Linked DNA regions of Mus musculus: regions 2 and 3 are each linked to region 1. The links are chromatin loops, found by intact Hi-C in ENCODE. Cell type or tissue: left cerebral cortex. All regions are shown on one strand. Links, peaks and the distances in the headings refer to the core of each region. The heading gives the core; the rest is flanking DNA. Region 1 has its middle 17 kb from the start of Gm46721. Region 2 has its middle 80 kb from the start of Gm31427. Region 3 overlaps 1700060C16Rik (RIKEN cDNA 1700060C16 gene).

Region 1 (10,012 bases), core at 3,473-5,972:
TAACCCATTTCTCCCTATCCTTGTCAACAAACACCTGGTTAGTTAAATGTAGACATTTGTTTCTCCAACCATAACATCAGTATCTATTCCACACAGTTGGTATTAGTCAAACTCCATGCTTGTGAACATGATCCATAAGTGACAATGTGATATATGTATGTGTGCAGGCATGTATGTATGTATGTGGGTGTGCATGTGTGCATGTATGTGGGTGTGCATGTATTTGTGTGTGTGGGTGTACATGTATGTATGTATGTGGGTGTGCATGTGTGCATGTATGTGGGTGTGCATGCATTTGTATATGTGGGTGTACATGTATGTATATATGTGTGTATGTGTGTATGTGTGTATGTATGTATGTATGTATGTATGTATGTATGTATGTATGTATGTATGTTCGTGGTGTGCATGTGCCACAATGCACATGTAGGGGTCAGTGCACAACTTGTGGAGCCAGTTCTCTTCTCTCACCTTTATGGCATGCTCTAGTTAGCTGAACTGTCAGCTTAATGCACCTATGGGCACCTGAGAAGATATGCCCAGGTCACTTTGGCCTGTGCAGATGTCTGTGAGGGAATTATCTTGATTGCTAACTGATGTAGAGGGTCCAGTCCACTGTGGGCAGTGCCATTCCCTAGGCAGGTGGTCCTGGACTGTATAAGATGCTGGCTAAGCATGAACCTGGGAGTGAGCCAGCAAGCAGCGTTCCTTCATGGTTTCTACTTCAAGTTCCAGCCCTGACCTGACTCATGATGAACTGTGACCTGTGGGTAAGTAAGGCCGTCTCTCCCCTAAGTTGCTTTTGTTTGTAGGGTTGTCACAACAGACAGGAAACTACAACACACAGGTTCTAGGGATGGGGCTTGGGTTGTCAAGCTTGCATGCCATTGAGCTATCTGGCCAGCCCTGGTTGTTATTTTGAGAAGGAAGTTTGGAAAAACCTTGAGTACCTGATAGTCATTTTTAAGTATTTTAAAAACTCTATTTTATCTACTCATTCCCATGCATGCTCACAGATAGATATTAAGTCCAGCCCTGAATGAAAGTGGAGAAGGAATCTGTTCTCCAGGGACTCTCTTCTTGTTTTTCCCAGCAATGAGCCCTAGTTATAAATCCACCAGTGAGAGACGTCCAATGTTGTCAACTTGGAGCTGTCAATCAGAAGACAGAGTAGGTGTGGCAGGAGGCAAATCCTGTCCTTGTTCTTTCCTAGTATGCTCAGTTAGGGCCAGTAGCAGTGGAGAGCTAGCAGCTCACCAGTTTTCTGTAAACAATGTTACCCTTATCAAGATTGTCTATGGCTAATATATAAATAGTTACTGAGGAAGAGGAAGAGAGAATCACTAAGTAGGCATGGGTTTTCATCAGTGGGAGGGCCCACCTTCCACTGATTAGTTAGTTATGCATTGAAAAGGGGGTGACTCTGTACAGCAGAAATGACATTAAATTGCAAATACATGTCTGTGTATGTATACATGTATGCACATGTGCATGTGAGAGAGAATGTGTGTGTGTGTGTGTGTGTGTGTATGTGAATGAGACGAGATGCAGAGGTTGGATGACCAAAGTTACAAGGTAATAAGATCTTACTGGTCCCTCTTGGACCAGTCTATTGAACTGGGTGGTTTTTGTTGTTGTTGTTGCTTTTGCTTTTGTTTTTGACACAAGATAATTAAAGAAGTGGACCACCACACCTGGCTGAAGCGGGTGGGACTTAAGAGGCCATTTAAAGATAAATATTCAATATGCAATAGCCAGGCAGGCACAGGTACAGATGTGCAAGCACTAAAATGAGCAAAATGACCAAAGTTTGTGATTGTAACGACAGAGCCAGCTTCTTTCCCAGCCCCCAGCATGAATGTAGCCACCTTCTTCCCCAACTGTCAACATGAATGTCAACATGTGGTGCCCGTGTATGGACCCACAAAAGCCAGGGCTCAGACTTTGGATATTTAGTTCAAGATTTGAATTACTGTGTTAACTCTCACCTGCTCCAGGCAGAACAATGCTCCGTTTTACTCGATTTGTGTCCTAACCTCTGAGACCTGTGCCTGTTCCTGAGTTATTTCTCATAGAAAAGGAAAGCTGCACATATAAATAGGACCTTGATCTGGATATATATATATATATATATATATATATATATATATATATATATATATATATGTGTGTGTGTATGTGTGTGTCTATAACACTGGTACTAGGGATCCAACACCTTTTGGTGTCCACGGGCACTGCACACATATGCTGTGATGCTGAGTGTGCATATACACGCAGGCAACTAAGCACACATTAAAAAGGAGGCTCTGTTCTAGGATGGTCTTCCTGGTGTTGACCATGTAGTTGTTTTATTCTTGAACATTAGATGGTGCTAAGCATCCATGTTTCTGACGTTGTCAGCCAGCTCATCTAATTTATAATAATTAGGACCGCATTATAGTCATTGAAATAGTTGAGCTAGTTGTTTGGGGAAGTGTAAATCCCATGGTTAGAGATTCAGAAAACCTGCCTAAGAGCAGCAATGATTGACAGCCCATTCGAGGCCCAAACAGTCTCTACCAATGCAAGACTCAGAGATTAAACTCTCTTTCTGTCCGATGTGCAGAGTTGTCTGTATCCCTTCAAGGTGTGGAAATGTGAAGCATAGCACCCCCCAGAATCCCTGACAACCCGGAGCCACAGAGCTCAAGAAAGTGCCTGGGAGATAGGAGCTACAGGGAAAGTCAGAAAAGTCAGCTAGCGGTACGGGCATTTGTTTTCTTAAACATGGTGCGTTCAACGTTTAAGAAAAGGCAGCAGAAGCGACCTCCCTGTCTTCTCTTGAAAATGATTTACTCTGGTCAGTGAAGTGCTGAACAGCAGCAAAGGAAGGAGCATCAACCTGGTGGACAGGGTGCTAGCTCCTTCTTGCTGTTCTGAGACAGGGTCTTGCTATGTAGCCAGGGCTGGTCTGTAACCAGGCTACCCTTGAACTCCCAGAGAGCCACCTGCCTTTGCCTTCAGGGTGCTGGGATTAAAGGCGTCCATTACCATGGATACCTTGATGATGTTTCAGTAGTTTGTGTCTAGGGTTTTTGTGTTTGCTGCTTGTGTATTGCATATTTCTAAGCATATGTGCCTACTCAATCAAGTTTAGTGATCTATTGATCACTCATGTAATACAGCATGTTTTCACTCTGGAACCCAGAATGACAGAGAGAAAGGAGGGAGATGTGTGCATCGAAGTCGTGCCTGCCTCTGCTCACTTCCTTTTCAGAAAGAACATTTCATGTATTCAATTTCTTTTGAAAACAATTGTGTGTGTGCATCAGTGAGTGAGTGTGTGTGTGTGTACATGCAAGCATGCTGTGTGCATGGTAGTGCAGTGCCTTTGGGGGCCAGAAGAGGGCGTTGGATCCCATGGAGCTGGAATCACAGGCAGGTGTGAGCTACCACGTAGGCGCTGGATAACAGCGCATGCTTTCAACCATAGAGTATCTCTCTAGACTCAGTGTGTTCTGTGTCCTGGAGGATGAACGTGCTCTAGCTGAACACAGAAGCACAAAACACAAGGCCACTCAGAGCAAACGTAGACTCTAAGGGCTGAATGTCAAGTGCTCAGTTCTGAGACCATAGACCAGAAACATTCCTGCCTTCTTGTGGGATTTCCTTCTAGGTAAAGAACTTGTCTCCTGTAAGCACAACCCAAGGCTTTATTTGAAAGTTGTCTTTGCCACTAAAGGACCAAGCTTTAGGGAGACCTTTTCCTGTATGGGGAAGAAGAGACCAAGGTCAGATGGTGTATTCTGCAGGGATCACCCCACGTCACTTGATCCTAAGCATAGTTTTTTTTTTCTTCTCCCTAACTTTTTTCTTTTGAGGCAGGGTCTCACTCTGTAGCCCAGGCTAGCCTAGAGCCATATAGAAACCCTCCCTCTCAGCCTTTCCTGTGCTTGGCTTTACAGGTATGAATCAGAATGCAAAGCCTAGCACAGTGAATTGTTCTCTATTTCCTTGAATTAGTGTAATTAAACAGTAAAAGAAAGACAAGAAAGTGCCAGAAAGGAAGACAAGTTAGGAAGGGACACTCCTGTGGAGAAAGATATCCTTTGCAAAGATAAGCTGCTCTCTCATGTCTACACAAGGAAGAGCAAGCCTGGAAGCAAGGTCTGGTAACAGAATTTAAGCTTTGCCACTGTTGTAGCAAGTGAGAGAACTTTGTTACAAGTCCAAGATCACCATCAACATCTCCCAAACTAGATATCAGTAATGCATAGAAATTACACGCACCCACGCACGGAGCACGGACATCTGTGAAGGGACTGAGAGACAGGAAGATGGACATGCACTTGTAGAGGGTAGAGGTGGATGTTGGGCGTCTTCCTCTATTGCTCTCCACCTCGTTTGTTGAGGCAGGGTCTCTTTCTGAACGTGGAGCCCAATAGTACGGCAACTGATACACTGTGAGGCAGGGGAAGAAGTGAAGTGGGGCTGGAGAGCCTTGGGTGCAGAGCTACAAAGGAGTAAGACCCTGGTTATGAAAGGCAGGAAGAAAACCAGCTGGGTTTGAAACCCATGCCCACAACCACAAGAGGGACCCACGTGCTCACTCACTGGTACCACTTTCTAAGAACAGCCTTAGAAAACTCTAAAGATGCTGATTAGTGAGGATATAAATAAAATAGAGATACAGGTGTTGGCCATTATTGTAGAGAAAGAAACGGGGTGCTTCCACCAGGCCACAGGGGAGGGAAGGATAGATTTATGGGAGTGCCCACCAGCCCTTTTCACCTGCCCTTCCAGCTGGTTGCGGTGCTGTTTTATTCTTACAGATTTTTTTTTTACAGTGTCTCTGTTCAGCCAGAAGGTGCTGCTAAAGTACAGTGAGCCACAGAGGACAAACTAATGCAGAAGTAACGGGCGCCAAGAGGGATAAAGATGTCAACTGTGCCCATATGAGAATCCAAGCACAAAGATATCCATTATGAGTGGAGAAGAGGGCTTCACTGTAGCGCGTACCCTCTATAAATATTCCAGCCAAATGTAAACATAGAGTACTGCCTTGTGATGTTTGCGGCTGCGTAAACAGCAGCCTGGCTTTTCTTCTCATTAACGCCCCTTTCTCGAGACAGGGGCTTCTATACCGTGAATCTGGGGCAACGTAGTATGATCCGTAGCTCCCCCCCCCCCAACAGGGTGTAGCGTACATGGAATAAAAACGAGAACTTAAAATCAGCAGACTTTTATTTTTATTTTTAACAAACACAGCTTTGCTTTACTGTATAAAATCCCATATGTTACAGGAAGAGCCCTGCGCGCGCAGGCAGCGAGGACTAACAAAGGAGTGGAGCGGAGCGCAGGCCGCGGTTTCAGAAACTTGGGATTTCTTCTGATGGTGGCAAACACCACTCAAACAAATACTTCTTCTAAAGATGTCACACCATCACTCAAAATGTTAAACCGTTTATAAAAAGAGTGTCTTTAAACTGAGCCGAGGCGTAATTGTATTCAGAACGACTCATTTTACTTTCAAAACTTAGACCAGGGTAACTTTTTCTCTTTTTTTTTTGAAGTGAAGCTTTCTCTACTGCAGGAAGCAAACTGCACCAAACATTTTTCAATATGGGATTACAGTTCACCCCAAGTTAACTCAATATGCCAACCAAGAATAGACTAGGGGACTCAGGGGCCCAGGCTTTTCAGCCTCCTTTGATACCCTGCATTTTAAAAAGCAAATGACTAAAAGTAGGTATGTGGAAATTATGTGTGCCCATTTATTGTCAGATTTTTCCTAGGTGTGTCAATACATGCAGATTTCCTCAGCTTGTGGAACGCAGAGGCAGGAGGACCAGAAGTTCAAGGCCAGCCTGGAATAGATGAGATTCTGTCTTAAAAACAAACGAAAGGAAAAAAAAATAAAGAGAGGAGATGAGAGAGAGGGAGGGGGAGGAGAAGGGAGAGGGGGAGGGGGGAAGGGGGAGGAAGGGAGAGAGGGGGAGAGGGAGAGAGAGACAGAGACAGAAAGAGACAAAGAGAGAGACAGAGACAGAGAAAATGAATTGGTTTGGCCCGGTGTGTCTAGCAAGCTGTATCCCAGGAGTACCCCAGAATAACTCATCAGTTCTAGAGGGAGTGGGCACCTAACCTCAATGGAACTTATTCCACTTACTAGAAACATGGTCATGTCAAAAAACAGAGTGAGGACCTTCAATTAGGTCTCAGGAGGTTTCCTTTAGTCACAAATTATAAACATCTTCGCCAGGCTCAGTGGGAATCAAGACTCTGGCTCCCTGTGAGGAAGCAAGCTGAACTCTGCAGGGCTGGGCTGACTGCTTTGTTGGAATCCTTTGCTGGCGATGCCATGGCTGCAGAGGAGGTGAGAGGGTGTGTCCAGGGCTCACGATTTCCCTTGCAGTTTCTTCTTCAATGGGGGATGAGTAATGAGAGGAAGGGCCTGTCAGCCAGACTTCATGGTTTTGGGGAAAGACAGAAGTGTAAGATGCATTCTGAGAATATGTGTGTTTGACTCTTAGTTATGTGAGGGTAAGGGAAATACTTCTATATTTATGTCCAAGAAATACCAGGCAAAACCCTTGTAAATTTGCCATACTCAGTTTAGAATATATATATATATTTCAAATCAAATTCAGAGAAGTGGTTTGTTCTTTGTGTGTCTCAAGGACCTGGGCCTAGAACTCACCATGGAGTTGGGCCTTGAACTCCCAATCTTGTGTTTTTGTGTTTTTTGTGAGACAGGACTTCTCCGTAGCTCTGGCTGGCATGGAGCTGCCTGTGTAGACCAGGCTGTCCTCAGACGCACAGAAATCCAAGCACATCTGCTGGAATTACTGATGTGTGCTACTATGCTCAGGCTGGCCAGTCTTTAAACATCTTATTTTCTCTGTTTTATCATATGCCTTATGACCCAAGGTGTACATTAATTTTTCTGTCACCATTTCTGGTGTGTATGGACAGGTTCTTCATTTATCCAGAACTCTCTTGTCCAGTAACTAAAATCACAAAATAATTCAAAAGGAAATATTTCTATATAGTTCATAATCAACTATTTTTTCTGATATATAGAGTTAAGAAACTATTAGTCTGATGGCACTGACCCAAAAGAATTCTTTCAAAACTTTAAAAATATTTTTTAAAATTAAAAAAAAGATTTATTTATTATGTATACAGTGTTCTGCCTGCACGTATGCCTGCAGGCCAGAAGAGGGCATCAGATCCCATCACAGATGGTTGTGAGTCACCATGTGGTTGCTGGGAATTGAACTCAGGACCTCTAGAAGAGCAGTCAGTATTCTCAACCTCTGAGCCATCTCTCCAGCCCTATTTATTTATTTATTTATTTATTTATTTATTTATTTATTTATAATGATGTATCTGATATGGCAAGCATTTGCACACGTGCACATGAGTGTAGTGTCTGCAGAAGCCAATTCTACTGGTTCCCTTGGATCTGTAGCTACTGGTGGTGATGAGCTATCTGACACAGTGCAGGAAACCAAACTCTGGTCCTCTGGGGGCACAGTGTGTGTACTTAACAATTGAGCCACCTCTCCAGACTCTTGTCTGTCTGCATGTATGTATGTCTTGTGCAGGTGGCCATAGGTGCTGAGTGTTCATTATTGCAACAGCCATGTCATATCCACAAGATGGTGTCACACAGTATTCTTCCCCATCTTCCGGTTCATATAGTCTTTTTGTTTCCTCTTCTGTCATAGTCTCTGGGGTTTGGAGGGGTCATACAGTTGTCCTGTTAAAGGCTATCAAAAAGAAATTCAATGGTAGGCTTGAGTCTATTTGTGAGAAAGCATGTCCGAATTACCTTTATGTTCACAAGCTTGGTGCCCTTACTCAACAGCTACATGTTCGATGCTAACTATGTGCAGGGTGTTTGCTCTGGGCCATTGGGATCTACAGGGATCCAAACCCAGTCCTCTGCTTCTGTGGACTACGCAATGTTCCAGCAGCAGGGTAAGGAATAGATAGAGCCATGGCTGGAGGGACAGAGGGTGGTGGAGAGAGTGGGCAGGAGCAGGAAGGGGTGTGAGCAGGGCAGATGGGGTGGGGCTCCTGGGATATGATGACAGTTTAAACTTCCAACACAGTGGGAACTGCAAGGAGGCTCTGAGCAGAGGGCAGGCAGGTGCCATTGGGCTTGCTTCTGAAAAGGACCCCTCTTGGATTTTATATTGAACGTTCTCAGTGAATGGCAGAAAGGTCCAGTGGCAGGCCTTGGTAATTCAGATGCCAGTGATAGTGGCTTGCTCTCTGAGGTAGAAACAGTATCGAATCAAGAAGGCATCTCACCAGAGCAGCAGAGGGTTGTGAGGCAGAGACAGGACAGCCCTGGAACGTCATCGTGATCAGCTAATAAAGGGGAGCCAGAAGGAAGGGGTCGATGACCACTGTGACATAAGTGACTTTCCTGAAATGTGCCAACAGAAGAGCAAAGGTGTGTCCTAACCTCAGAAGATAGATCGTCAGCACATGAGGGGCCCCTGGGACGATCCAGCAACCTCAGAAGATACAGGGTCAGAGCACGAGGGGCTGCTGGGATGAGCCAGCAGAGAAGCCATAAAGATGGAGGAGGGAGGGTGAATTCTGCAGGCATCTCTCAACCAAGGAAAGAGGCACCACATCGCTCTCTGCTCTATCCAGAGGTATCCCTCTGTTCCACTGTGAGACAAACACCTCTCCCCCTCCCCTTCCCCTTCCCCTTCCCCTTCTCCATGGTCCTCTGTCTCCTGTCTTTGTCTCTTATTCCTTGCCTTGACTTTGGCCACTTCCTCCTGAGGCTGATTCCAAAGATCCAGCTATCAAAGTCCAGCAATCAAAAGCCCCCTTTGGCTCATTACAAGGGCAAAAATCCACCATTCCCCCGCCCTCTTTTCTATCCCAGGCTATTGGAGTCCAGAAAGGTAGAAAGTCTTATTGATTTAAAAAAAAAACACTATTGAGAAGACATATCAAAACACTTTTCCCACAGACCTGTATGAACTACAACTGCCTGCCTCATCAGCCAGCATGATGAACAGAGCAAAGAAATGGAAAGTGTCCAGGTGTCCATCAACTGATAAACATCTACAGTGTGTGTGTGTGTGTGTGTGTGTGTGTGTGTGTGTGTGTGTGTATACTGTTCAGCCATGAAAAAGATCCTATAATATGGCTGGAAGAAGAGATCATCAAGATAAATGGAAAAACCTTCAGGAAAGAATAATACAGGTTTGTAGCACATGATGTGATTCATGAACTCTGAGGAGGCTGGTTTCACAGGCACCAAGGGTGGACTGAGGTCAGCAGAAGGTGGAGAATAGGAGGGAAGGCCAGGGAGAGGGTAGTCAATGGGAATTAACTTGTAGTTACCTAGGAGACAGAGATGTGCACGCGCGCAGTAGGGTGACTACAGATGAGAAGAACATAGTGTGCATTTCAGCAAGCTAGGAGAAAGGAGTGTGCTTTTATCACAAGGAAATAATAAGTGAAGAGAGAGGTGTGTTTAACCTGGTTTAAATATCACACAGGGCAATAGTATTAAATGCCTACTTGCTACAATGTAGTGCCGCGTAGGAAGAGGCTGAGTAAGGGGCTGCCTGGATGGGCTAGGCCTGTGGGCGTGCATGCCTGTAGGGGATGCATTGTTAATCGACACAGGAAAAGCCAGGCTGTTGGGTGAAGGAAGCACTGTTTGCTAGATGACAATCAACAGGCGTGGGGGCACATTTGCTTCTTACTGTTCCTGACTGTGGATGTGATGTGCCTGGCTGCTTGTAATCTTGCCTTGACTTCTTTTTTTTTTTTCCTTTTTCTTTTCTTTTCTTTCTTTCTTTTTTTTTTGGTTTTTTGAAACAGGGTTTCTCTGTATAGCCCTGGCTGTCCTGGAGCTCACTTTTATGACCAGGCTGGCCTGGAACTCAGAAATCCACCTGCCTCTGCCTCCCAAGTGCTGGGATTAAAGGTGTGTGCCACCACTGCCGGGCTGACTTTTTCTGAAAGATAGATTGTGACCTGGAATTAGAAG
Region 2 (10,012 bases), core at 2,626-5,125, 1.6 Mb after region 1:
GCTTAGCAGACACGTTGGTCAAGGGGAAGGGCAAGCATGGCATAGAATATTGAGATCAGTGGCAGAGCAGAAATACACCTGACGGAGAGAACTAAGTCCCAGCAGACGTGACAGTGTCTTACAAAAAGCACATTTGCTAGCGCTTTGCCTGGTAGTCCCGCACTTAACCTGGGGTTCTTCCATTCAGCCGCACATTGCCACACTGACCGAACTCCAACTCAAGTTGAAGAAACTAAATATTTTCCTGCGACTGAAATATGGAGAAGGCAGGGTCCTTTCAGTCCTGAAATCACGGAGTCAACAAGGCCGAGGCCTGAGACTCCCTGTCTTTGTTATCAGTCTCATCATCAAATCACAGCGGTGCTGTCCGCAGGGATGTAGCACCTCTGCCCTGACCTGAGTGTGCAGAGCCCTCAGTTGTATGCAGAACGTCTTTTCTTTTCAGGATTGCACTACGTGGCCCATACTAGTCTCAAACTAACGATCCTCTTGCCTCAAACGCTAATTACAGATATGTGGCACGATACGGGTTCCTGTGTGAACAATCACCAATGTATTAAAGAATTGGGGCCACCGAGGAGGAGCTTAAGTCATAGACAGAATTCACACTCCATAAAGGGTGTGAAAGGACCAGTTGCCCACAGCAATGAGCACACAGTTCATTCTCTCTGGAGTACACGGCAACAGGTGCTGTGTGAAGATGTGTCCCACTAAGAAGCAAAAGCTAATAGTATTTATTTAAATTTAGGAGATAAAAGAGACGAGCCCACTCACTCACATCAACACTTGTTTGGAACTCTGCTGTGCTGGTTGACTGACCTCTGGAAAGATGGCTGGGTGGACCCCAGAAGGAAAGAAGGCCAGAGACAGAGGTCTGATCTGGGTCTCAGATGTCAATTACATCCTAAGGACATGGCCATCCTACACAGAGTGAGGCCATCAGCTAGAAATGACTCGTAACTTACAGATTCATTCCAATTCTAATTTTTTTTCCCCACAGAATAAACTAACGATCCAATTTTAGCTATGATTTCTAAGACAGTTTCCTTCTGTGACACCACATTCAAAGATCCGTAAAGCAGCCCTTTTTTGGATTTCTTTCACATTCCTGCAGCAGATCCCACAGTGTTCAAAGGAGCGACAGCCAGAATTGGCACAGGGCTTTCCGGTGTTTTCCTTGTATCTGAGGAGAAACAGGTTGCAAAGGACTAATCAAATGCTGTCTTCAGGAGAGCGGGGACAAGACGCAGGAAGGAAGGCACTTCCTGCCAGTCTTCGGTCCCCCTTGCTGGTCTTCCCCGCACCTGCAGTGACCTCCAAACCCTAGAGGCAGGAGTCGACATGGGGAGAATCCAATTAATATTTGCAAGAAGACAAAGTAAAATCTTCATAAAATACAAGGGCGACCTGGATCCACGCTCTTCAGTGAGTAGGAAAATCATTAGGATAATTGACTAATACGTGACAAGCTACAGCTGGTCTGCCTCCCGCTGGAGCCTGGGTTTGCCTCGTGCAGAGAAGACCCCAAGAGCCGGTTCAAATGTGTCCCTCGTCCCTCTTGTGACAGCTTTCACTAAATAGCTGGGGTAGCGAGGCTCCGAGTGGCGCTTTTCATACTCCCCTTAAGTCATTCTGTACTTTCTGTATTTGCGAAATTGAGCTATTTGCAAAAGGACTAGATTTTAACTTTTTATTAAAGTCACAAAGCACTGCATCCTGGGAAAGCTTGTGATGTCCCTGGAATGAGCCTAGTGACAAAGGGGTGCAAGCTACTCTTTTTTTTTTCCTGCTCAGACACAATATGAGTCCCGGTAAATAGGCTGGGAATGCTGAGTGATCTCAGGGTATCCCTGTAAACTCTGGCAGAAACCAAGAGGAGGTGGAGGTCCAGTTGAGATGATAGAGTTATGGTTTTATAAGGCCTACGGTTGATCCCATACACTAAGAGAATGGAGGAGGGAGCTGGAAAGAATGGTATTGGGAAACCAGGAGTCACTGTGACTTCAGCCAAAGTGCTGAAGACTGCCATGCCCCATCAAGACAGTATGTTTAGAGAATGTAATGCATTTATAGAGAAAGATTTCAAAAGATTTGCTCCCAGTGGTAAAAGTCTAAGACACGGGACGTAAGCCTAATGGTTTTCAGTGTCCTACGCCTTCACATGTAGCACAGAAGGGATGAGTTCCAAGTGTCCTGGAGCAGCGAAAAACGTTTTTAAACTTCTTACGTATCACAAATCAGTTAGGAGGGACGTGTGATGGGGGTGGGGAAGGGCTATGATCAAACCCAGCATTGTGTGCAAAGAGTAGAATCAACAAAACGAAAAGAAAAAAAAAGCAAATAAATAATTCGCATGAAGTCGAACAGTGACGAATTAAAGCAGCCTGGACGTAGTGGAAACAGAAAGCACAGCGTAAACACCCAGCGGCTCCCAGGTGGCTGCTGTGACCGTGCGGCTGTCTCGCTTGTGACTTCTCTATAATCCCCAGTAATACATACCCAAACTGGACAACAGTTGATGGACACCCACTGCACTGGTTAACCGCACTGAGCACCAAGGATTACACGCTCCGTGTCTCCTACTTGATAGGAATCAGAGTCCAAGGTGGAAACTCTGGGCATTACCTCCCCTCAAATGCCTGAGTGCAGGCAACGGAGGTAACAGTCTTCAAACTGGAGGGTGTCAGTGGAAGATGTCAGCAATGCCTCTCCTGGATATGTGCCTCAGAGGCTCCACACCAGTCTACCACAGACATGTCTACAGCCCCTCTGCCCATCAACAGAGGGTGCAATAAAGAAAATGTGATGTGGCTGAGATGAGGCTCCCAACACACATACAGTAGAGGACTTCCAGGTCTGTGCTCATTCAGAGATGATGCACCAAACCCTCAAGAGACTGGAGGCCCAAGGGAGTTTAGAGGTCAGGTAGGTGGGTTGTGGGGACATCCACGTGGAGACAGGTGGGTAGGGAGGAGGTATGGGCTGTGGAACAGTCAGAAGGTGGATGGGGGGGGAATAAAATATTGAGTGTAAAAAAGTAAATTAATAAAAAAGACAAAGCTCACTTGGGAAAAACAAACAAACAAAAAATAAAAAGAAGAAAGAAAGAAAATGTGGTGTACATACAATACAATCTCTTTATCCATGAAGGTGAAGGGAATTATGTTGTCAAGCTAGAAACTGCATGTGACCGGAGATCACCCTGTTAAATACAATAAACCAGACTCAGAATAACAAAGTGTCATGTTTCTTTGAAGGGGGAGCCTATGGTCAAAGCACATGAGACACTCGAAAGAAGCTATCGACAGGAGATCCAGCACTAGGCACAGCGAGTATAGACCAGTAAAAACGTAGGTAAGAAAATGAACTGAGGCACAAGTAGTCACTCAGCGATTAAAACGGTTACGAGTCCCCCTTGTCCTTCAGGGCAGTAGATAGAACTGGCGCTGAAGTCGTTAGAGCAGGTCAGCTGGCCCTGCCCCTCACTGGCTGCAGTGCTCAGGAGAGCGGGCCCTGCACCTCGACTGGGCAACACACTGGAGCTGGCCCTGGTGGCAAAGGTATGGGTTAGCCATCCCCAAGGGCGTGAGAGCAAGAGAATTGATCCAGCCCCTCACTCGCTGCAACATTTGGGAGAGTGGACATCATAACGTGACTGAGCTTCACAGTGAAGCTGGCTCTGGAGGCGTGGATGCAGGTGAGCTGGTCCTGAGGCACTAGAGCTAAGAGTTGACCCGGTCTCCTGTCCAGGCATTAGATGGCCTGATGAGTAGTGCTACAGAGCTCCCCCTGGTGGTTTGGATAAGGCAGAGCAGGCAGGCCGACTAGCCCAGCAACCATCCAGGCCAGGATCCAGGGCTCTGAATTTGCTCACCCCAAAATCTGTACCGTTTGTGAACAGTTGAGATGTGTGAAAGGGGCCAGTCCTGCGGCCTCAAAGCTGCAGGATCTCCATGACACAGAGCAACAACAGGATAACCAGGAGGAGTCCCGATGACGATCCAATGTTGATGGTATCACGGAAGTGAGACCAATAACTTATTGCCATGAATATTTGCAAGTGAAGGTGTGTGGACAGAGGGATATACTGTGGGACACACTGTGGCATTCTACAGCTTACATGATGAGATGTTTTCTATACTCTGTATTGTTGTTGTTGTTGTTGTTGGTGGTGGTGGTGGTGGTGGTGGTGGTGTGTGTGTGTGTTTTATTTGGAGATGGGCGGGTGGTGCAAGGCTGAAGGGCAGATATGAGAGGATGGGGAGATGATCAGGACCGGAGTGTATGATTTGAAACCCCCAAAGGATCAATGAGAATTTTAAAAAAAACAGATAAGAATATTAAAATGGAAAAATAGTGTGAAAAACTTGTCTAGTGATTCATAGATACCTGGAAAAGAGGTAGGGGGATCGGGAAAGAATAAATCAGAAATGACAAAAGAAAACTGGTCCCACGACTTCAGAGACATGAGGCAAAGGACTGCCTGACTTGCCTCAGTGGTGGTTTTATCTGGTGTCTGCCCCAGAGCCTGAGCATACTTGACAGAGAAAGGCAGGGCTTCTTGGGGGCTCTGCAGAAATAAGGGAGTCACCGCCAGTGCCTGCGGAGAGCCACAAACTGGGCTCTGTTTATCAGCTGACCTGAAAAGGTGGCCATCACTGCCAGCATCGATTTGTCTGATAGCTTGAAAAACATGCTGTCTCTTAATTTTGCTTATGTGTCTTGGAAGCTTTGTGGCTTCTTCGTTTATTAAATCTTCATTCTCTTTCTTCCCAGAAGCTGCTCTTTAAAAACACATAAACAGTTCAGTGTGAAAATTAGCTGGGCTTGATTCATCATTCATTCTGGAAGAGCGGCTTTTAAAAAGACAGAGGGAATTAAGCTGAGAGTCAGGCTGGAGATGCGGGCCTCCCTCGGCTTTGAATTAGATGTGTTTAATGGGAACATGGCCACTAGGGCTGTGAGGAGTGGGGGGGGGGGGGAATCTATTGGCCCTGCTAATACTAAACATTCCAGCTGCGAATGGAATTCGTTTTGGCATACACAAAGTGAATAAGCCTGGACAGGCTTTGAAGGCCTTTTACAAAGACCTGGCCTCCTCCTACCTTCATCAGTCCACCAGGAGTTGCCTCTGTTGAAATCCTGTTCTCCCTCAAAGAACAGCTCAGATCCCAAAGCCCTGAATTGTAACAACCAGCAGAAAGTAATTTTAAAATTTTCATCAGAGTCCCCATTGAGGTGCAGACTCTACACACTGCCAATCGGGGCTGTCTACCTGCCAGGCAGGTGATGCTCCTGAAAGCCCCGTGTGAGGGGCCATTAGTCCCAAGCTCTGAATAAGGACTCCTGGAATTAAAATACAGGAGAAAGAACGGAAGCTCACACTGCGAACCCTCTGCATTGTTTTAAGTGACTTTAGGAGACCTGGTGAGGCAGGAATCCGTGCCTACTTCTGTGAGAGTAACAGAAGTGGGCTGGAGACAAGCAGGTGGGTGTCGAAAGCAGCCCGGAAGACTCTGCTGCTGGAGCCGGGGACATAGTTGAGTTGACAAAGTGCTTGCCATGCAAGAATGGGAGTTTGAGTTCAGAGCACTGACACCCATGTAAAATGATTGGGGGGAGGGGAGACATGGTAATTATATGTCGGGGAATCGAGATAGGAAGATGTCCAAGATTCAATTGACAGCCAGCCTAAGGCAGCCAGGGGTCTCCAGGTTCAGTGGGAGACACTACCTCAAAAAAAAAAAAAAATAAGGAAAGAGTGATTGAGGAAGACACATGATGTCAACCTTAGCCTTCATATCAGCACACACACACACATACACACGCACACGCACACACACGCAAACACGCATACACTGCACACATAAGAATACACACAGATAGTTTGACAAACTTTGATTAAAGTCATTTTCAACTGTTATGCACAAGACAGTTTCTGACCAACCTGTCTTTCTTAAGAAGTTTAGGATGACTTTAAAAGACAAAATCAGTATCTAAAAGAAAAAGAAAAGTCTCCACAACAGGTAACACTTTCATGAGTTTAGCTGAGAAAAATTTCCCCCACCACATGATGGCTCTGTGTCATACAACCTGGACTCTGTGTCTGACAGTGACTCCCCAAGGCATATGCAGAAGAGCTTGGATATGCAATAAGGTCACCCTGCAAGGGTAGAAGACTGATCCCAGCTTCTCCAAGGAGCCCCAAGTCATTAATAAAAACAAGTATGACTTATCAGAGTCCACCTGGGTCTATATCCTTTCTTCAACATCTCTTGATGTTTTATTAGCTTCAAAAATTGGTTTCTTCCTTAAGTGAGAATTCTTGATCTTATTGGCTTACTTCATCAACTTCCATTTTTAATAATGTATATAAAGGTATGTATGTTCATGTGAGTACAGGTGGCCTTAGAAGCCAGAAGAGGGCATTGGGTCTCCTGAATCTAGAGTTACTGGCAGTTATGAGCTGCCCCACACAGATGCTGGGAACCAAACTCTGGCCAGCCATGGGTCAGCTAGCTTAGAGCAGCCATCTAAGAGCAGAGGCATGCTGGAACTTACTATGTTCCAGCTGGGCGGTGTAGTAAGAAAAATTTAAGCTTATCCCCAACTACCTTACAAATAAATGAGACTCAGACTATGGTTATTTTATTTGGCTTTGACAATTACTGAGGGGTAACCCATAATCTACTCTTCTAACTGCAGGCCTGGCTACCTCCCCAGTGGTGCACCCCAGATACTTGCTGTTTCTCCTGGATGTGTGCTCATGGTTCATCTTCCCTCATGGTGGCTTCCTCCTCCTCCCCCTCCTCCCCCTCCTTCCCCTCCTCCTCCTCTTCCTTCTCCTCCTCCTCCCCCCCTCTCCCTCCTCTTCCTCCTCTTCCTCCTCCTCTTCCTTCTCCTCCCCCCTCCCTCCTCTTCCTCCTCTTCCTCCTCCTCATCCTTTTCATCCTCCTCATCCTCTTCATCCTCCTCCTTCTTCCTCTTTCCTCGACATCTCTTTTCCTCCAACCTAGTCAGTCCTAACCAACCTACCTCTAATCCCTCCAGTAATTGGCTGTAGCCAACTTTATTTAACCAGTAGTTTTAAACCAAGGAACAAGGCTTGCACAACAAAAGCTTGCAAACATGAGCAGTCACTCTTAGGCCTAGACCTTCAGGTACAGAATTTAGCCTTACAATACATAGCAATAGACCAAACCTCACAGGGGTTCTCTTAACTCTGCCTCAACTAGATGGAAGATGAGCAACAACTTCCAAAAGATGTCTTCTCACCTCCACATGTGCACCATGAGTCACAAACATGCACATGCGTACACACACACACATATACATGCATAACACAAGCATATACAACAAATATTTTAAAAACCAGGAGATTTGAAAGAAAATGCCTATCACAGGACCCTGCTCTTTTACCTATATTACATTTAAACTGATTTGTCGATATATAATTGCATATTATCTCACCTGTTTGTATCTTTACCTCTGTTATCTAATTTGACAATTTTTAACTCTCCCCAAAAAGAGGATTCCCCTATCTCTTAGCATCCAGTCCTTACTCTCCCTCCGTGTGCAACCTGCACGCTCGAAGTCTCTAGACAGCTGTGGCATACGTGGGCGGCTTTCCCAGCCCTGGAGCACTAACTTGGGGTTTCAAGCCTGGCTGTTTTCACTCAGTTAGGATTCTCCGTGTTCATTTCTTACTCTGGTGTGTGTGTATACTTCACTCCTTGTTGAGGTTTGGTCATTTGCTGTATAATGCTAGACATTAGCCCCCAAGGCCTGGCAGCCCCAAGAGATAAGAGAATCTGCCCGTTCACAAGTGATGCTATGTAAACTGCGCTCCAAGTTATCCCTGATTGGAGAATTAAGATGTCTACAGCCTATAGCTGGGCAGATGAGAGACAGGTAGAGTTGGGTCCCTGGGCTGGGGATCTGAGGACAGACCATAAGGATGAGAAGGAAGAAAGCAGAGAGAGGAGAGACACCAAGGGGTATGTGAGTTATGAAAACAAGGCCATGAGGGCTGGCCGATTGGAGGTAAGAGAAGCTCAGATAGAATATAGCAAGTTGTAATTCAGGGTTATTGATGGGGAAGTAGATTCTAATAGCTGCCCAGCTCTAGTGCTGATTAAGGCTTATTATAAACATAAAGGTTGTGTGTCTTTTATCTGAAAACTGAATGATCAAAGGTGTGGTAGAAACCCCCAAATTGAGATTAAATATTTCCTACTACAATTCTTTTTATGGCTGAATCTGTAGCACGTGGTATTTAGGCAGTCATCTTTGATAGGCATATAAGTTGTTTTCTTCTTGGGTAGGGTTATAAACAGTGCTGATATAAACATTTACAAACAAATTCAATGCATATGTATTTCTGTGGCATGTCTGGGTACCCTAGTTGATGTTCCTATTGCTGTGGTAAACATCATGACCAAAAGCAACTTGGGAAGGAAGAAAAGGGCTTATTTTATCTCACAACTCTCTCACTCTCCATCACGGAGGAAGTTTGGGTGGGAATCTGGAAGGAGGGACGGAAGCAGAGGCCTCAGAAAAATGTTCCTACTGGTAAGCCCTTGTGGTTTTGCTCCGTTTGCTTTCATAGACACTCCAGGGCCCTCCCATATCAATTACTGACTTGTCTGCCTGTGGGCCAATTTGATGGACACACTTTCCCAACTGAAGTCCCGTTTACCCAGAAGGCCCTGGCCCATGTCAAGTTGACAGAAACCTAACATTTTACAAAACAGGCAGCCTTCTGTCTGAGCCTTTTGTTTGTCTGATTCGCTTTGCTTGTTTTAGTTTGGCCGTTGTTGACATTGTTGTTTTGAGACAAGGCATCACTGTGTATTCCAAGCTGACCTCACACTATGGCAATCGTCCCGTCTCACCATCCTAAGCACTGGGGTTGTAAGCACGAGCCACCACACCCGGATCAAAAGTTTTCATTTCTCCAAATCCCCTGTGACTCGTGGAACCTTCTGCCTTTAACAGGCTGGGCGCAAGGTGAAACCCGGTATCTTTCCCACGAGTTTGTTGACGACTTGGATAACTTTCTGAGTATGCATCTGCTCCGATCCTTTGCTTTTTTATGATTGATTTACTTGTTTTTACTACATTTTTACTTACAGTGTTCTAATTGACAAATCATAAACTTGAAATGCATGGAGAACAATGTGGCATTTGATGTGTGTACACAGTGCAGAGTAATTAAATCAAGCATCATCAATGTGTCCATCATCTTCCTTGACATTTGTTGGGTGATACACTGGAGTTTTGCTGTCCATCATCTTGACTGTAGTCACTTGACAGTGCTACACATCTCAAAGCTCTTCTTTCCTTCCGCCTTCCTTCAGACCTTCTCTCTGGTAACTTGCAGACCACCCTCCTCCCCATCCCAGCCTCTGCTAACCCCATTCAGCTCCTAGGGAATCAATTTTTCTTGCATATCATGACATCACAAAGTCTCTGCCCGCCTGTGTGTGGGCTTACTTCACTTTGGTGCGTATTCTGTAGAAGATGGCTGCAGAGCAGTGCCCTGAGTATCCTCTGCCACAGAGAACAAGGAAGTGTCAGGAATAATGAACAGCTTGATTCTGACAGGCAGCTGAGACCCAAGAACAAAGCAAATTGCAACTGAAGCCCCAGCTTCCTGAGCTGCTGATGACAGGATGGGTCCAGCTGGCCAAAGAGAAGCTAGAAAATACCAGGCATCTCCAGCAGAGCAGTAGACTGGCCATCCCAACTAGAGATGTCCACAGACTCCCACAAGCTTTAAATCCGCTCTGCTAGCTGGTTAGAGTTGAAGTGACAGCCCTGCTACAGAAAAGGAACTCAGGCTGAGCCCTCTCAATGCCCCCAGAAGCCCAGTTGCTATTAATACAACTGCCACCTCTTTGTCACCCTGACACAGAGGGGAGGCTAATAGATTCGTCAAGGACACTATCAGAAGCCTCAGGCCTGAGAATGGAAGGCTAGCCACTCAACACCCAGCAGCAAGACCAGCAGC
Region 3 (10,012 bases), core at 3,964-6,463, 1.4 Mb after region 1:
AGGAATGCCACTTAGTCACAGTCTACTGTGGGATTCTGGAGGGAAAGGCTGAAGAAACCCTAACAAACCCATGTGTACCATGGGGACAAAAGGGAGCCTGGCACAGGACTTCTGGCCTTTAGGAATTTTAGAAGATCCACTCAATTGAAGGAAGTACTATTCTAATATGTAATTAATTCTAATGATACACATGAGCTATTTTACATGTTGTGTGGAGTCTTAGGCCTTCTAAATTCCACATGCATTCTGTTCTTGCAGCCCGAGCTGGGACTGACCACAGCTGTCGTTCCTGATACCACATAGTGCCCGTGGCTCCTCTATCATGCAGTGAGTTCCTAAAGAGGTCACTGAAAGTGAGCTACTGTATCATGTTCATGTATGCGTTATTCTATGTGAAGGAGGCAGGTGTTGGGGTGGTATAGAGGAGGAGGAGAGTGGTAACTCATATTTATTACTGCTCTTCATTCCTTCACTTCTTCTCAATACCGTGGGCTGCTTGACTGTTTTGCCTGTGTTTTCTCCATTCTACCTTGTTAGTAAGACAGTTCAGCAGGGAGAGGTGCTTGCTGCCAATGCTAGCAACCTGAGTTCTATTCCCAAGGACCCACATGGTAGAAGGAGAGAACCGACTTCTTGGAGTTGTTTGTGTGGTCTGTTTTAATGTCAGCTTCACACAAATTGGGGTCATCTGGGAAAAGGAAACTATATTGGGACAATGGTCTCCATCAGACTGGCCTGTGGGCAACCTGAGGGACAATTTCTTAATCATTGACGTGGGAGGGTCTATCCCACTGTGGGTGGTGCCACCCTGTGCAGGTGGTCTAGGGTGTATACTGTTACTGGAGAAGGGGACACACGGCTTTGAGCAATGGCCTTTCTTTTCACAATGTCATTCGGGGTTACAGTGTGAGTATTGCAGTCCTCACTTAAGAATGCGACCTTGAAATTCACCGAAGAGCTGGGTGGGGCAGCTCAAGTTTAAAATCCCAGCACTCAAAAGTCTAGGGCAGGAGGCTAGCTGTAGGAGGAGGTGCTGATTCCCTAATTGCTTCGTGGTTGCCTGGAGCCAATTGCTGCACAAAAGGGACAGGTGGGACTTCCGGGTCCCAGGGGAAGGAAAAAGAGACTCAGGAGAGGGGTGGGGGTGGGGGTGGTCGTGGGGGAGGGGGAATCTTTTCGGCTTTGGAAGAAGCACGAAGCAACCATGTGAATCTTGGGGAAGCTAGAACCAGCGGCCTCTGCCACCAGTGGAAACTGTCTGCTATAGGCTAGCTGATAAGGTTAGGGCAGGAGATTCTACCTGGCAAGTTCTAAAATAATAAAGCCATCTGAATATTTTTCATCTGCAGAGCAAAGGCAGAGAAAGAGAGATAGGGGAGGTAGCTGGAGGCTTGGCGAAGCTGGTTGGCGTGGAGGAGCAAATGAGAAGCTGAGAGGGAGCGGGTGAAGCAGCTTTCCTGGGTTGGAGGTTGGTAGATTGATCCTGGGCTAAGACAGATGGAGCTAAGGGAACTGGGAGAGGTCAGAGCATGGGCCGAGCTCCTGGGAAGGCAGTAGCTGTGAGTTTGAGAGCAGCGTTAACTACACAGAGAGTTTAAGGCGAGCTTGGGCTACCGAGTAAGACCCTGTCTCAAAGGAAGAAATGAGGCGGTCTGGTTGGAGGAAGGGGAGGGCTGGAGGAAGGGAGGGGTTGAAAGAGAGAACGATGCTAGCTCACAAAGGAAGGGAAGAAACAGCTCGAAGGCAAGAGGCAGACTGTCAGCCATGTTTTAATGCCATGCCCCTTGAGTCCCCGTTCTTCCCAGAAAGCACTGGACGCTAACTATGAAGAGGATGGAGGCTGCTCAGTACTTGGGAGGCTGTTTCCGCAAAGCAAACTTTAGTTATGTGAAGAAGTGGGCAAATATGATGTAAATGTATTAACACATTTGCTGAATTCTGCAAATATATTTTTACACAATTAGCTTAATTATTTAGATACATATTAAACCTTGCTTGCCTCGAGCAATTTAACATGGAATGTAATTTCACATATTATCGCAAGAAAAACACATTTATAGAAAATCTGTGTCTCTCCTTTCATAATAACACTTCAAATCCTCATTATTTAAGACATAAATAAATATATTTCAAGGATAATGAAAACTGTGTTTCCAGAGAAAGTGTCTCTTAACCTACTAACCAAGTGGTGTCCTAAACACTCTGGTTGATTGTGGAGCTGCTTGAGGCCTTGGTGGACTCCGCATTTTATAACAATGGACACAGCAGGGCACCTCCAGACTTCTCGTTTAAAAGTGAAAAAGATGAATTTTCTTTGGTTCTGGAAAAAATTTTTGAAGAGCTTATTAAAAAAAAAAAAAAAAGAACCCCAGAGAGTTAGGCCCAGTGGCTTGAAAGGTAGATGCAGGAAGATCAGGTATTTAAATCCAGCCTTGGCTACATAAATAATGAGTTTGAAGCCAGCCTGGGCTATAGGAATCTGTCTCACAAAAGAAAATGGGAGTTGCCAAGGAGGCAGCAATGATCATGGATTTTCATGCTCTAGCTTTCAGAGAACATGGCTCATCTACACTGAAAAGCCTGCTTGGGAGCCACTGTCTGATGTCGCCCACTAACTCCATACAGTGTTGAGGACTGTGTGTGGTAGGACCTCCTGAGAGGTCCAGGTCTTCCAAGTCCCTGTTTCAATCATCTAGCATGGAGAGGAAAAGAAGACGCATACTGCTAAGGGTGGTTATGTTAATAAAAGGCTTTAAAGATTTACTTTTCTTCTAACTATATGTGCGTGTATACCTCTGCGAGGGGGTATGTGCACGTGAGGACAGGTGCGTGTGGAAGCCAGAAGAAATCAGAACCCCCTGAAGCTGGCTGGAGTCAGGGGTAGTTGTAAGCTGCCTGGCTTGGGTGCTGGGACCCTAGCTCATGAACTCTACAAGAACAGTGAGTGTTCTTAACCATGGAACTGTGTCTTTACCCCCAGTATATTTAAAAGAACTCCCACATGATCATATTCTACTATAATAATAGTAATAGAGGTGGCTCTTTGTAGCAATGGTTTGCAGTCACAGTTTTATAAAATGAGAAAATGGGTCACACGAAGAAGAAACTTTTCATGGCCACTTGAAGCAACCAAACTGTTTAGTTATTTTGCTAGTAATTAGCAATCATTGTGGGGAGAAGGTGTGTGTGTGTGTGTGTGTGTGTGTGTGTGTGTATACAAGTGCACACGTACAATTATCTTTTTGCTATAGCCTCTGATGTTAAGAGTCAGTAATGGACACCACTTGACATTAAATATTGGCCAGTGGTTAGCAGTAGCCTAGGCGTCTACTTGGCAGCACACTTGGGATTTCATCCCCAAAACTCACTGCTAATCTGTCTTCTGGCAGTGTGTTCAAGTCAGCTATCACATGCAGATGACAACATTCATTTGAAGTGTTCTTTTATCCACTTGCTTCAGCTCGGCCCAACTTCTTGTCACTTGAATGTCATATCTTTTTAATAATTTCCTAGTGTTCTCCATATAAAGTGAAGAGAAGGAGGAGGAAGACAAAGCAGAAGTAGAAGCAGAAGCAGGAAGAAGACAAAGAAGAGGAAGAGGAAGGGGAAAGGAAGAAGAAGAAGGAGAAGGAGAAGGAGGGGAAGGGGAAGAAGAAGAAGAAGAAGAAGAAGAAGAAGAAGAAGAAGAAGAAGAAGAAGAAGAAGAAGAAGAAGAAGAAGAAGAAGAAGAAGAAGAAGAAGAAGAAGGAGGAGGAGGAGGAGGAGGAGGAGGAGGAGGAGGAGGAGAAGAAGAAGAAGAAGAAGAAGAAGAAGAAGAAGAAGAAGAAGAAGAAGAAGAAGAAGAAGAAGAAGAAGAAGAAGAAGAAGAAACAAATAACAACAGCATCCTAACAAACAAAGCTGAATACAGCAGCTACCGAAACCCTAGACAATCAGCCATGGAAGACATCAACCCGCATGCTTCATTCAGGGTCCTGGATTCACAGGGGAAAAAATTGCTTATGTCTCCATCAGTTACTAGAGAGTTGGTTTTGAATGTTTGGCAAAAGCCCACTTGGTATCTACCAACATGTGCTCCTCAAACTATGGAGCCATGACGGATGGGTTGTGGTTCATTTCCATCACAAGCCTCCACAGAGTCTGGGGCTTGTCAGCGTGGTGAGCTGCAGAAGGCCGTGTGTGCCCTGCAAGCTCTTGGTGTTCTTGCTGTTTCTTACACACAAGGTTTGCATGGCATTGCCTGGCGCTTCTCCCTGTCTCTCCAGCACCTTTCACATCTGTATGCCTTCCTCTTGCCTGGAGACAGAGAAACCGGAGACAGCTGCCTGCCTTTGTGTGCTGGACTCTCTTCATCACTGCTTCCTTCGGAGAATGTCGCAGGCCCTCCCCAAGATTAACTGAGGTGTCATAGCAACCAGTTGAGGTTTGAGCACATGGTACTGTATCTGGCCTTACTCTCGTTCCATCATAGCCCTGCCACTGTGCGTTGCTGATGCTGTATCCCTGACATATCACTGTATACTTCCTGCTTCCTGGACTATAAGATGATGCATGAAGACAGGGACTCCACATTGCCTACTTCTATATTTCTCTCTCTTCCTCAAACTTCTAACATAACATTGAGTTCACATTGTGAACTTTCCGTTACTCTACATATATTCACTTTTACATAGTTCAGAAGGTATAACACGCACACACACACACACACACACACACACACACACACAAACTCCAAATAACTTACATCAAAAGACTCATTCAAATACCTCACCAATTAATGACTATTTAGAAAAAGAGATGCTATTGTGTAGCTGCCACCACTGTTTCTGAGGTTCCCCAAGGTCATTGAAGGCCAGGAGGAGTCATAAAAGAAAATTGCTGGGTGCCCAACTAGGGAGAAAGAGCTACATGTGCCATCTAGTGGTCATGATGTGTAAATGCACTTGGACTCACCATCTCCAGGTCCATCCTGCAGAGTGAAACCAAACCCCAACAGGCCTTGATTTTCCTTTCTTCAGGGCCCTGTGGGTAGTGTGGAGGGCTCTGCATGGATCACGTTATAGTTAACATCTAAGATAATCATACAAGCTTGATGTTGCCCTTCAACCCATTCTAGGGATGACAAGTTTGAGGAATTGAGTGACTGAGTTTTCTAAGCCTGGCAGTCTAAACACGCAGGCAACATCTTCAGAAATTAAGCCATCATCAACATTAATCTACCCAGTCATGCAGTGCACAGAGCCATCAACCCTTGGGCCGAGTGTGGTGCTTATGTGCTTATGGCTCTCAGGGTTAGAGATTTTACAATGTTAAAATCTTAACACAGCTCAGTGCTGTTTATTCTTGAGAAACTACGACCCAAGGGAAATGTAACAAGCACCTAAACTTCCCAACACGGTAGGGATTTAGAATTTGACACCTATTCATGTTTTCAATTAAGCTCTACATTGGATTTGCTGCGTTGTTTTCAAGTACAGTGATTATATGAAGCTACAAAGTGTCTCCCGTGCTTTTTTTGTTACAAAAAGCAAGTTTTCATCCTTTACATGTTTGATGTTCCAGTTTTCTTGACACCTGGAGCCATCTAAAGTAGAACCAGGGACACCTGTGTGTTTCCCACATGGAAAAGCTCCAGTATTCCATGATTCACCTTCCAGAGCATTCCAGGAACCAGAGCACCAATCCCAGATTCCAGGGCAAGTAGTGAAAGTCTCCTTGTTACATGAGCGGCTTATGCATTTAAAATCTGACGCTTCCTGAATCCTTGTTACCACTGAGATATTGGTGGGTTCCTCTCCTAGCACTCCAAACATCTCAGAAACATGACGGACGCCCCTAGGCTCCACACTTTAAGAGCTCTAGAGTGTGTGAATAGAGAAGCTAAAGTGGACCCTTTACCCAACCCATGTCTGCAGGTGCTCAGATCAGTACACACTGCAGCTTTGTAATAAGAGTCTCAGCAGCCTCTAGTTATAGAATATATTCTGTCCCTTCATGCCAATACTCTCTGCCTCTTCAACCCTTGCAACATTTCCTCTGCTCTATAGAACACATTCTTCCCTCCTTTAATATCTTTATTATGAACTGAGTTTGCAGTCCCTTGGCTCAGACAGCTTCCAATCTCATGGAAAGAAGACTGTGCTAAGTCAATGGAAGGCAAAGAACGATGATGGTGGAGGAAGACAGAACCTGGAGGCCCTGGATGGCACAGGGAGCCCGCAGAGCACCTTATAATAGGCGGGTCAGCGACTGAGCACTTCTCGGACCCATCCCAGAGGCTCTTGGCATTGCACCACATGGTATTATAATTCACCTTGCTGGCATTCCATCTCGTCGTAGTTGGAGTATGTTGCACGATTGATGCTGTAGCCCACAGCAATGTTCACGCATGCTCAGACTCCCCTTCCGCCCTCCTTTTTTCCTGTCTTCTCGTTCCAATCGCTCCCACTGGCAGTCTTGAGCACCCTTCTCTTTAAGTAGCTCTGTTTTATAAGTTCTTCATATTGGTATCTCTCTTGACCCCTGTGGCGTGGCAGAGGATGGGGAGAAAGGAGCAAGAGGCAGGTTTTCGTGGACAGCAAAAGGAAATAACCCCAGCAATGGCTCTGGACAGACAATGTGTATGAGTCTGGACAGACGCAGGTAAGAGGGAAACTATCTCAACAGGGACACGTCGGATGTTCACCGAGAGGCTGACAGCTCCTCGCTGTTCTCTTAGCACATGGATAGTTTCGAATTACTCATATTTCGTGACATTGGCTGAAAACTAGACTATTAACCGTCTCGCTGCCCACGGAAGCTTCACCGCAGCAGTTATAATGTGGGCTGTTCTTTGGTGAAGTGCGCAGAGCCTCAATTACTCTCACTTGATAGAGAGTGGATCGCGTGAAGGACTCGGAGCAACTCCCTGATCACAGAATTTCTCTACTGAATCATTTCACACTCTGTGTGTTTTCCAGCATTTTCATAATCCTTCCCCCAGATACACAAACAGACATTCTTAAAAGACCAAGGGGTGGGGGCGGGGCGCGGTGCGGGGTGGGATCGGGGGCTTTCCTTATTCCTCTTGGACAGGCAGACTGAAATCCTTCACAGCAGAGACCAGCTAGATGTTATTCAGGCTCACGCACCATCAACACGGTTGTCAGCCATGTACCGTGTTCATTATGGGGCGGCATATGAGACAGAGCGAGCACAGCTGGCTCTCCAGATCTCAGGTTGAGGCTGCGGGGCTGACTGCTAGAAGCATCATCTTTTCACTTAGACGCTGAGGAAATTTGATCTGGAAGTCACTGGGGGAGACCGTGGAAGCCCCGCGATGCCGTGCTTATTGAGTGACTTTTCCATTTCCCAGCTTAGTTCGATACAAACTTCTAGCAACACAAGCAAAATGACTATTAAAATGATATTTACGGGCCTGCCGCTAGTGTTTCCAAAGCTATATTGCTTTCAAATAATTCATAGTCCTTAATTATTTCTCAAAATAATTAATACCCCACTCTAAAATTTTATATATTCTTTCTTCTTCATTAACACCCCTAAAGCCAGTGTTTTTATTCTCTTATGAAAAAAAGAAAAAAGCCACTGTAGCTAAGCAAGACTCACCATGAGAGAGAGGCAATTAATAGTCAGAATAAGAGCAGTAAAAGCATTGCTTTAATCATTTGTCTCTGATGGATCTTTGGTTAGAGATTGAATTTTATTGTGTTTGTTTTTAAATGCCATATTTAGAATTATTTTGTTTGAGACCTTAAACAAGTAGACCTTTGTTTATGCTCCAGAAGGTACCAGAAGGCAAACCAAGGTATCCCATATGTTTCCCTCTCAGTTAACTCTTTAATTATTCTGCTCCCCCACACAGAAGCAGGTAGCTAGTTCCATTCACTCTTTACTGCTGATTTAATTCACCGTTTCTCCCTGCCACAAAGCATGAGGCTGATGCTTGGACACTATTTTCCTTGTGGGGTGAGCCTCTTGTCTACATTTAATACGTGTTCCTTGTTACCTCCTGTGCCTCCCTCCTCTCTAAGCGTTAAGAAGAGCTGGCCTTGACCAGGCCAAATCACAAAACACCCTTAGTGTCTTCTGAATGTCAGATCAGTGTAGTGTGTCTCTGGATTATGGATTCTCCAAATGTCTAAAGACTTTTTTATCTTACCTAACTCCTAGTTAGGTATCCATCATTCCTTAGAATTGGATTCTAGTTTTTCTATGCGTACTTTTCACCAGGGAAAAGTGGTGGAAATGTAACAACGGAGGTCTTTCTATTGTATCTTTTGTCATTGAGATACTATAATTCTGAAAATCGTTATGATCCTGAATTAGGACACCAGGACTCTCCACGTTGATTCTTTTGTTCCTGGAAGAGGAAATTTACTTCTTTTCCCTCCCACTACACTGTCCTGTAAAATCTTTAAAGGAAAAAAAATACAATCAAATATTCAGTCGGTGTGTTGTTCTTCACTGTGACTGAACCATCATCTCAGAAGCCAGATCTCCACACACGGTTAACTGAAACGGCTACAGGTTCAGTCACTCCACTGATGTCGGTCGTCTGCTTGGGAAGTTTGCAATGAAGATACTTTAAAATAGTCATGTGTGGCAAAAAAAAAAAAATGGAGGAAACAGAGCCAACAAAGAGCCTCTGTGTATCAAAGAGACTAAGCTTCTCCATGCCTCTGTGTATATCCATGGCGATGGCCTGTCAATCTGCTCTGTCCATGTGGCTTGACTGCCTAGGGCCAACCGGTCATGCACTCTACTCAATACACCTCTTACTTAGAGATTCCGCCAATTCTGTATTATATGGAATATATTCCCATTGCAATCACAAAATAATTCTGATCACATGCAGCCAAGAATTTCCAGAGAATAACGCCCCATGGTGAACCCTAAGTCCTGAGTCTGGGGTGAGGTCACCTAGAGAAACACCTTGCATACTAATGAGATAGGAAGCCTTTTGGTGACCCACTGACCCTCTGAAGTTCACTGGAGACAGAGGTAGAGACATCATCAAACACACCACACATGTTCTGTTCCTTCAGCCTCTCTTCCAACTTTCTCTTCCATGTGCCTTGAGTTTACATTTACCAGTAAAGATTTAAGCATTTAATCCTTATCTCAGGTTCTAGGGAATCCAGGAAAAAGCAATTCCAATAAAAGCAATAAGATTTACCTATCATGCTCAATTGGAGAGTCTACAAAAATTTCTGAGAAACTTAGCCTCCACATTGATTGCTAAGAGTTGCCAAGTCTGAACTGATAAAAGATGGGGATCCTGATGCAGATGAGTCTAGTTAACTTCCATTTAGCTTTTATATTTGTAGCAGTAAAATTTCTAGAGCTTCTGTTAGTCATTTAAAGAAATTATTTGTTTTTATACACATAATACCTAGGCTAACACCAACTAACAAACCTGTAACAAACCCAACAATCTCAAAGGCTTACAAAGCACTAATTTATTTTTAAATTGTTTTTTACATCCTGACTGCAATTTTCCCTCCCTCCTTTCCCCTCCAGTCCCTCCCTGACACCTCCCCTCTGCCCATCCCCCAATCTACTCAGAGAAGGGCAGGCCTCCCATGGATATCAACCAAACATGGCGTATCAAACTGTAAGACTAGGCACCTCCCCTCCTCCTGAGGCTGAATGAGACAACCCAGCAGTAGAAAAATGGTCCCTAAAACAGGCAAATGAGTCAGAGACAGCTCCTGCTCCCACCGTTATGAGTCCCACGTGAAGACTCAACTACACAACTGTCACATTTAAGCAGAGGACCTAGGTCAGTCCCAAGTAGGCTCTCTGGCTGTTGGTTCAGTTTGTGTGAGGCGCTATGAGCCCAGGTTAACTGCTACTGTGGTTGTTCTTGTGGTGTCCTCGGCCTCTCTGGCTTCTACAATCCTTCCTCCCCCTCTTCTGCAAGATTCCCTAGGCTCTGCCTAATGTTTGGGAAAGCACTAATTTATTCCTATAGCAACCCATGTGTCTGCTTCCAATTGATTCGCAGCTCTCC

Evidence for each region. A loop is a pair of places that touch in the nucleus more often than their neighbours do. Peaks named below come from ENCODE experiments on the same cell type or tissue, not always from the same donor. Only the 100,000 strongest peaks of a DNase experiment are listed, where the experiment ranks them.
Region 2: it touches region 1 in a loop (4-fold over the local background); 8 of 42 quality-filtered maps call a loop at or near these places.
Region 3: a loop joins it to region 1, with 2.3 times the contacts of the local background. A loop is called at or near these places in 12 of 42 quality-filtered maps.

Annotation. Positions count from the first base shown.
Region 1 is chr6:144,956,731-144,966,742 of GRCm38, reverse strand. No RefSeq gene overlaps it. Among named protein-coding and RNA genes, the nearest start is that of Gm46721, 17 kb to the right of the region's middle. In left cerebral cortex, for the core only: CTCF peaks have their summits at 4,618 (motif pointing right) and 4,845; DNase peaks (open chromatin) are centred at 4,624, 4,840 and 5,264; H3K4me3 peaks cover 955 bases.
Region 2 is chr6:143,367,634-143,377,645 of GRCm38, reverse strand. No RefSeq gene overlaps it. Among named protein-coding and RNA genes, the nearest start is that of Gm31427, 80 kb to the left of the region's middle. In left cerebral cortex, for the core only: a CTCF peak has its summit at 3,791 (motif pointing left); a DNase peak (open chromatin) is centred at 3,792.
Region 3 is chr6:143,604,189-143,614,200 of GRCm38, reverse strand. 1700060C16Rik (RIKEN cDNA 1700060C16 gene) reads left to right here. Exons shown (of 5, transcript NR_045732.1): 4 at 259-327. Among named protein-coding and RNA genes, the nearest start is that of 1700060C16Rik, 42 kb to the left of the region's middle. In left cerebral cortex, for the core only: a CTCF peak has its summit at 4,929 (motif pointing left); a DNase peak (open chromatin) is centred at 4,904.